Regions from separate parts of the Homo sapiens genome. Here region 2 is linked to region 1. The links are chromatin loops, found by intact Hi-C in ENCODE. Cell type or tissue: endothelial cell of umbilical vein. All regions are shown on one strand.

The links. Peaks named below come from ENCODE experiments on the same cell type or tissue, not always from the same donor. Only the 100,000 strongest peaks of a DNase experiment are listed, where the experiment ranks them.
Region 2: a loop joins it to region 1, with 4 times the contacts of the local background. A loop is called at or near these places in 1 of 110 quality-filtered maps.

The regions. Positions count from the first base shown.
Region 1 is chr5:41,791,781-41,795,780 of GRCh38, reverse strand. It overlaps OXCT1 (3-oxoacid CoA-transferase 1), which reads left to right. Exons shown (of 17, transcript NM_000436.4): 12 at 1,032-1,104; 13 at 1,703-1,778. Among named protein-coding and RNA genes, the nearest start is that of OXCT1-AS1, 76 kb to the left of the region's middle. RefSeq lists an enhancer at 980-1,274. In endothelial cell of umbilical vein, no CTCF peak of the experiment used is centred here; DNase peaks (open chromatin) are centred at 1,140 and 2,490; H3K27ac peaks cover 3,292 bases.
Region 2 is chr5:42,983,771-42,987,770 of GRCh38, reverse strand. It overlaps FLJ32255 (a long non-coding RNA gene), which reads left to right. Exons shown (of 2, transcript NR_104643.1): 2 at 2,109-2,373. Among named protein-coding and RNA genes, the nearest start is that of FLJ32255, 7.6 kb to the left of the region's middle. In endothelial cell of umbilical vein, no CTCF peak of the experiment used is centred here; a DNase peak (open chromatin) is centred at 2,040; H3K27ac peaks cover 3,378 bases.

The DNA.
Region 1 (4,000 bases):
ACAATCATTAATTATCACATCCATCACCTCAGAGTTACCTTTTTTTGTAGTGAGAACTCTTAAGATCTACTTTTCTAGCAAATTTCAATTATACAGTATAGTATTAACTATAGTTAATACTATATGCTGTACATTAGCATCTCAGAAGTTATTCTTATCACTGAAGTTATTTGTTGATTAAAAAAAGAAACTGCGGTGCATCTCCTGTGTCATTCCCTTCAAAATTGCATTCCTTCTTATGTTCATGTTGATTCCACAGTCTCTCTGTCTCAGTGACTTACAGTAGCATTAGATTCTGACAGGTGTTACCCCAGAACTTCCTTCCTCCTCATTCCTAAGTAGTATTTAGCAGAGGATTGTGAAGGGAATGGGGATGGCGAGAGGCTGGAGAGGTATGGACAATAGAGGGGTGCATTTCCTGTAGAACAGGGGTCCCTAACCCCTGGGCTGTGGACCAGTACCGGTCCATGGCCTGTTAGGAACCAGGCTGCACAGCAGGAGGTGAGCAGCAGGCGAGCAAACGAGCATTACCATCTAAGCTTGGCCTTCTCTCAAATCATCAGCAGCATTAGATTCTGATAGAAGCCCGACTGAACCCATTGTAAACTGTGCATATGAGGGATCTAGGTTGCCCGTTCCTTATGATAACCTAATGCTTGATAAGCTGATGTGGAACAACAGTTTTATCCTGAAACCATCCCCATCCCCCAGTCTGTGGAAAAATTGTCTTCCATAAAACCGGTCTGAGGTACCAAAAAGGGGACTGCTGCTGTAGAGAATTTCCAAACAATAAGAAAACTAAAAGTGGTCTGCTTTTCATTATCATCATGCAAAGGCAAGAGCAATGTCAGTGACAAAATGCTTTCCACCACAAAAGGTTCCTACTGTGTCCCCCCACCTGCTATGTCACTGCATTTTGGTAAAGGGAGCTTAAGTTCTTTTGGGAATGGAGAAGATGTGGACCTCTGTTCACCATGATACTCTTAGAAATCTAATAGCCTTTTCTTTCTTTTGTGTGTGTGTGTGTTTAGGCAAGGAAACAGTTACTATTCTTCCAGGAGCCTCTTTTTTCTCCAGCGATGAATCATTTGCAATGATTAGAGGGTATGTAATAACAGAGCCCCTCATGTTTCAGACAGTATGGAATGAGCTGAGTCATCGTCTGAGTGTGTTAGCAAGGCTCTGAAACACAGCCACATTTCCCAGCCAGAAAACTATCAGGAGTTTGTTCGGCTGCAGGGTGTGAAATTATTCACATCGAATGTTGGGCATTGAATATCCAGCCCACTGTTAGGAAAAGAACCCCCAAAATGGAATCCATGCCTTTGTGCCAACCATACTGAAATAAACATTTCTAAGGTGCTTTCTGAGGATTCTAACATTTTCTTCAAACTGTGTTCACTTTCTAGCTAGTGTTTGTGTTCAAGTAGTCACATTCTGCCTCACTGAAGGAAACAGTCTTCCTGTGTACACCTGTTCATAGTTTGTTATTGAAACAATGTATACTGTAACTTTTTTTTCAAAAAGAATTTTTAGTGATTATTTCTCTGTCAGCATGGAGCTGATCTATTAGGAAATCAGTTGTGTGGTGGGGGAAGCAAGTATATTTTGGTGGTATGAAGTTATTCTAATTGCTGGCAAGTTCAAGCAAAGGGGACAAAAGCTTATGAGGTTCACTTTATTCTTCCTCTTTCTTTCTCAGTGGACACGTCGATCTGACAATGCTAGGAGCGATGCAGGTTTCCAAATATGGTGACCTGGCTAACTGGATGATACCTGTAAGTAGACATTTTTTATTCTGAATTATGTTTGGATCAGAATAATTATATTTTAAATACTAAGAAAAAGGGCCATGAGATCACGATTCTTTAAAAATGAAATATTTTAATATATATTTCTTACTAGAATCAAATTTTAATTAAGTAAGCACTGAGAAGTATTCAGCTTTGCCAATTTACTGTGCATTTGGGACTAAAAGTAGGCAAGGTCAGAGCCGAAACCTCTTGCTTAGAAGAAACCAAGTTAGAGAAGACTTAAAAAACAGAAAAAGGGCTAATTATACTCTGAAAATAAGAAATACAAATATTTACCATAACTAAAATTTTAAACTAGGAAGAACAATTAACAAGTTTGTTAGCGTTGTTAATTAACTTTGCTAATTGTTAATTCTATTAATCAGTGATTGAAATCATCTTGATTGGTCATGTGACCCCATAAATAATCATTGTCCTCTGCTATGGAATTCAAAACCTGTGAGAGTTTAATATCCTTGTGAAATGCACAGTTGTCATTTAATATGAAATGCACAGTTGTCATTTAATAGTGACCTAAATCAAGGAAGAAACCTCTTAGAATTAGCTTTGGAAAGAGGACTGTTATCACTGACTTAATTCATGAGTGTAGTTCATTATAGACCAGGATGTTGCTTCCCAAGTACGTGCATGGAAACAATAATGGGTATGTTTATGATTATGAGCTCATTTTGGCTGGTAGCCCGGTTGCTCTTTGTGTGTGTGTTTAAGGATTTCCATATGTTTCTCTATAGAACAAGCTAAGAAGAATCTTGTCAAATAACTGAGGCTGGTGGTCTATGATAGGACAGTTTTCTTGAAATCTCTTAAATTTGTTTTCTAATAATTTTTTGAGGAAGGTGGATTAATGTAGTTGATAACAATGTTAGAGATCATGTTAGTCTAGCTCATTTGATCTAGAGATCATGTTAGTCTAGCTCATTTGATCTAATGCCACCTGAAATGTTATGTTTAAGTTTTAATAATTATTCAAGCCCTAGTTTTCAAACTTGGTGGTGTATTAGAATACCTCAGAGTTTTAAGAAATTTTGATGCCTGGGTTCCAGCCCAGGTAGTCTCTAATTTAATTAATCTGGGATGTAGCCTGGACACTGGGTCATTCAAAGCAACTCAGGTGGTTCTGATATGTGACCAGGTTTGAGAACCAGCATATTAAAGATTGATTACAACTCACTTCATTTTAAAATGTAAGAGAAAAACATCATTGAGCCATCATAATAAGAACCCTTAGCAAATTGTGGATTATATTGTTAGTTTAGTTGTAAAAATACTGATCTTTCAGAATCAGCCATAGTTACAAGGGTTAGCAGCTTTTGATTGCTTCAAAAAAATCAGGGAGGGTCTCCTGAGCATCGTACAGTGAGTCAGATAGAAAGTTTGTGGAAATACTTGTGTAGGATATTACAATGTATTTCTGTTTTCAAATTTTAGAAAAGGGCCATACGGGGTAGTAGAGTGACTATAGGAAAGCAAGCCCTGGGTTTTAGCACTGACTCTACCAGTAATCAAGGTGTGATGTTGAACATTTCACTTATGCTCTTTGGGTTAAAATGCCCTCATCTATAAAGTGAGGGTTTGAGAACAGATAATTTTAGGGGTCTCATTTGGTTCTCTTAGCTTAGTAGGTAAGAGCAAGGCCCTGTAGTGAGATAGTTGTGGATTAAAGTCTTATTTCTGACGCTTGCTGGCAGTGTAACTTGAGCTAATTTCCTATTTTTCCTCATCTGTAAAAATGGGAATCATATAACAGTACCTACTTTATAGGACTATATGAAGGAATACATGTGACAATGCATACAAAGTACATAGCACAGAGCTTGACACTTAGTACCTGGTAAATAGGTTATTGTTCTTATAAGAAGTTGCGGGCCGGACGCAGTGGCTCACGCCTGTAATCCCAGCACTTTGGGAGGCCGAGGCGGGTGGATCACGAGGTCAGGAGATTGAGACCATCCTGGCTAACATGGTGAAACCTCGTCTCTGCTAAAAAATACAAAAAATTAGCCGGGCGTGGTGGCATGCGCTTGAGTCCCAGCTACTCGAGAGGCTGAGGCAGGAGAATGGCGTGCACCCGGGAGGCGGAGCTTGCAGTGAGCAGAGATCGCGCCACTGCACTCCAGCCTGTGGGCGAAAGAGCGAGACTCCGTCTCATAAAAAAAAAAATAAATAAATAAAATAAAAAAGAAGTT
Region 2 (4,000 bases), 1.2 Mb before region 1:
CAGAATTATCTTTTTTGGTTTGTTTGTCGCTGTTTTTCTCCTTTCCTACCCATATTTTCTCTTCATAGGATGTGAGACTTCACAACCTGCTAAAAATGAGCCCTCCTAATAATGTGTGTCCTACCCAACTGGGAATAAACCATCGTAGCCATGAGAGATCAGATGGCTCTTCTCCTCCAAATATCATGTTAGAGGAGACTCACTTTCTTGTAAAATGCTTTATCTGAAAGAATTTAAAAAGAAACGGGAGGAAATGTGAAAGGAAAATAAATCCAGGGACCCCCAAATCACTAAGCCAAAAGGAAAAGTTAAGCTGGGAGCTTTAGGGCAAACCTGCCTTCCATTCTATTCCTAAAGAATATAGCTGCTAAGTTGAAAAAGTTACATACCGGCCAGGCAAAGTGGCTCACGCCTATAATCCCAGCACTTTGGGAGGCTGATGTGGGCGGATCACCTGAGGTCGGGAGTTTGAGACCAGCCTGACCAACATAGAGAAACCCCGTCTCTACCAAAAATACAAAATTAGCCGGGTGTGATGGCACATGCCTGTAATCCCCGCTACTCGGGAGGCTGAGGCAGGAGAATTGCTTGAATTTGGGAGGTGGAGGTTGTGGTGAGCTGAGGTCCTGCCATTGCACACCAGTCTGGGCAACAGGAGCAAAACTTGCTCTCAAAGGAAAAAAAAAAGCCACATACCTCCCTCACCCTCACAAGGAATTTCTTTGTGGACAAAGCACAGACAGAACTCGAAGTCATCCCTCTGCTCACTGAGATAAATGCATAACTGATTGCCTCCTTTAGAAAGGCTAATCAGAAACTCAAAAGAATGCATCTGTTTGTTTTTTACCAATCTATGACCTGGGAGCCCCCTCTCCACTTTGAGTTTTTCCGCCTTTCCGGACGGAGCCAATGTACATCTTATGTATATTGATTGATGTCTCATATCTCCCCAAAGTATATAAAACCAAGTTGTGCCATGACCACCTTGGTCATATGTGGTCAGGACCTCCCTGAGGCTGTGTTATGGGTGCGTGCCCTTAACTTTGGCAAAATAAATTTCCTAAATTGACTGAGACCTGTCTCAGATATTTGATGTTCACACTATAATGGATAACTGAGACTGATTAAATTATAAAGAAAGGATTTTTATTTTGGCTCACAGTTTTGTGCTGTACAAGCATGACACTAGCGTTTTCTGTTGAGGGTGTCAGGAAGCTTCCACTTATTGTGGAAGACAAAGGAAAAACATGTGTATCACATGGTGAAAGAAGGAGCAAGAGAGAGAGGGAGAGGTACCGGGCCTCCTTTTAAACAACTTGATCTCCTGTAAACTCATTATGGCGGGGAGGGCACCAAGCCGTTCATGAGGGATCTGCCCCCATGACCCAAACACCTCCTACCAGACCCCATCTGTAGATTGAGGATTACATTTCAACATGATATTTGGAGGAGAAACGTCATCTAAACTTTATCAGAGAGAAATGAATGTAAACTCCGCAGGTAGCATGTATTAGGCTATTATTGCATGCTATAAAGAAATACCTGAGACTGGGCATTTTGTAAAAAACAAAACAAAACAAAAGAAGGTTTAATTGACTTATGGTTCTGTAGGCTGTACAAGGAAGCATCGTGGCGTCTGCTTCTGGGGAGACTTCAGGAAGCTTCCAGTCATGTTGTAAGGCAAAGGAGGAGCAGGAACATCACATGTCAGAGTGGAAGCAAGAGAGAGAGAGAGTGGTGGAGAGTTGTCACACACTTTTAAACGATGAGATGGTGCAAAAGCTTACTATTGCAAAAACAGCATCAAGCCATGGAGGAATCCACTCCCATGACCCTGTATCTCCCACCAAGTCCCACCTTTAACATTGGGGATTATAAGTCAACATGAGATCTGAGCAGGGACAAACATCCATACTATATCCCAGCACACTCAGCATTAATCATTAGGTCAACTTGTCCCTGACCTGCTTCCTTATAGTTGTTTACTGCCTATTTTCTCAGAAGTATGTAGACTCTGCTACAAGATCATAGTTCACCTCAACTACTTTATAGATAACAACTTAAATATTAAGGAAACATTAAGTTTTCCCTTTGAAATATTGTTTCAGGTCCTGCATGCCAGTAAAACTACTCATGTCAGCTGTTCTGCAGGATCCCATGAGAAGGTGAGTCACCAGAAAATGCAGTTTCCACATCCTGATGATTTCATCTCCCTACCCCAACTGATCAATTTCTCCAATTTTCCAGCCTCTCACCCTCCACAATCCCCTTAAAAACTGTAGCCCAGAACTCTCTGGAATGATGAATTTGAAGGTTTGCTCCTGTCTCCTCACTCAGAAGCCTGTAATCATTAAACTCTTTCTCTGATGCAAACTCTGCTGTCTCAGTGTAATTGGTATGTAAGTGTGCAGCAGGCATATGAATCTGTTGGTCCTGTAACAGTTGGGATGCAGTGGCACAATTGTAGCTCACTGTAATCTCTACCTCCTACACCTAAGGGAACCTTACCACCTCAGCACTCGGAATAGCTAGGACTTTAGGTCTGTGTGCTACCACCCATGGCTAATTTATAAAATAATTTCTTTGTAGAGACAGGATCTTTCTATATAGCCTGGGCTGGTCTCAAACTCCTGGCCTCAAGGTATCCTCCCCACTCTGCATCACAAAGAGCTGTCATTACATGTGTGAGATACCATACCCTGCCCATGGTAGAATATTAACACATGGGTGTGAAATGTTGGCTTCAGTCTGGCATGTTATTACTTTATTAACAGTAAAGAATAATATCTGATCATGAAATTGTTTTTTTTTGTAAATAGAATATTTTCTATTTACATTGATGCTTTTGTAAATAGAATATTTGACTCTGATGAAGACATATTATAATTTCACTATGGATATGACCTGAAATGGAAAAAATTGACTTACAGAAAAAATACACCAAAGAAGTCACCATTTTATATTTGTTCTTATTACAATTATCTTTCAAGCCATAAAAAACAAAAATTAGTGATTTTATTACCAACTGAGAAGATTATTTTCTGCCAAGCAATCTCTAAACATTAACTTTTACTAGGAATGTATTCATGAAAGGGACTTTGTAAAATAGGAGCAAATTTGACCTCTTATTTAATCATTCAGAGATGAAATAAAATATAATACATTATTTGAAAAGATATCCAGGAAGCAGGAAGTACAGTCAGGGATCCCAGGAATGGGTGTGGTGATGTCTGTTGCACCAGGGCTTAGAGGGCAGGATCTTTCCTCTAGAAACTCTGTGTGTCAGGCATGCCTAGACAAAATACACTTATATTTGATGTTTTAGCATATCAAAGAGGTATTGCTTGGTTTAAAGATGAGGCTCAGTGAGTTTACACCACAGTCCAAGATCACAAAGGTAGTTCATGCTGGAGCTGGATTGAAGTCCCAGGTTATCAGGCATTCATATCAAGTAGGGAAATGAGTAAAGAAATAATTAGGTTGGGTTTTGAAAAAGAAGAATCCTATGCCTTACATAAAATTGTACCTTAAAAATTTTTTTGGCTGGGCGTGGTGGCTCTTGCCTGTAATCCCAGCACTTTGGGAGGCCGAGGCAGGCGGATTACAAGGTCAGGAGATCGAGACCATCCTGGCTAACACGGTGAAACCCCGTCTCTACTAAAAATACAAAAAATTATCCGGTGCGGTGGTGGGCGCCTGTAGTCCCAGCTACTCCGGAGGCTGAGGCAGGAGAATGGCGTGAACCCGGGAGGCGGAGTTTGCAGCGAGCGGAGATCGCGCCATTGCACTCCAGCCTGGGCGACAGACCGAGACTCCATCTCAAAAAACATAAAAATAAAAAAAAGGGCAAATATGTTGAGCTAATATGATGCTTTTTACAGTATTTTTTTTCAAGACCCTTATATGTTATGTGATTATATGCATTTTTTTAAGTTATTCTCCTTCCTCTGTTATTCCTACTTCCACTGCAATTCCTCTCATCAGTAACTACCAGTTTTAA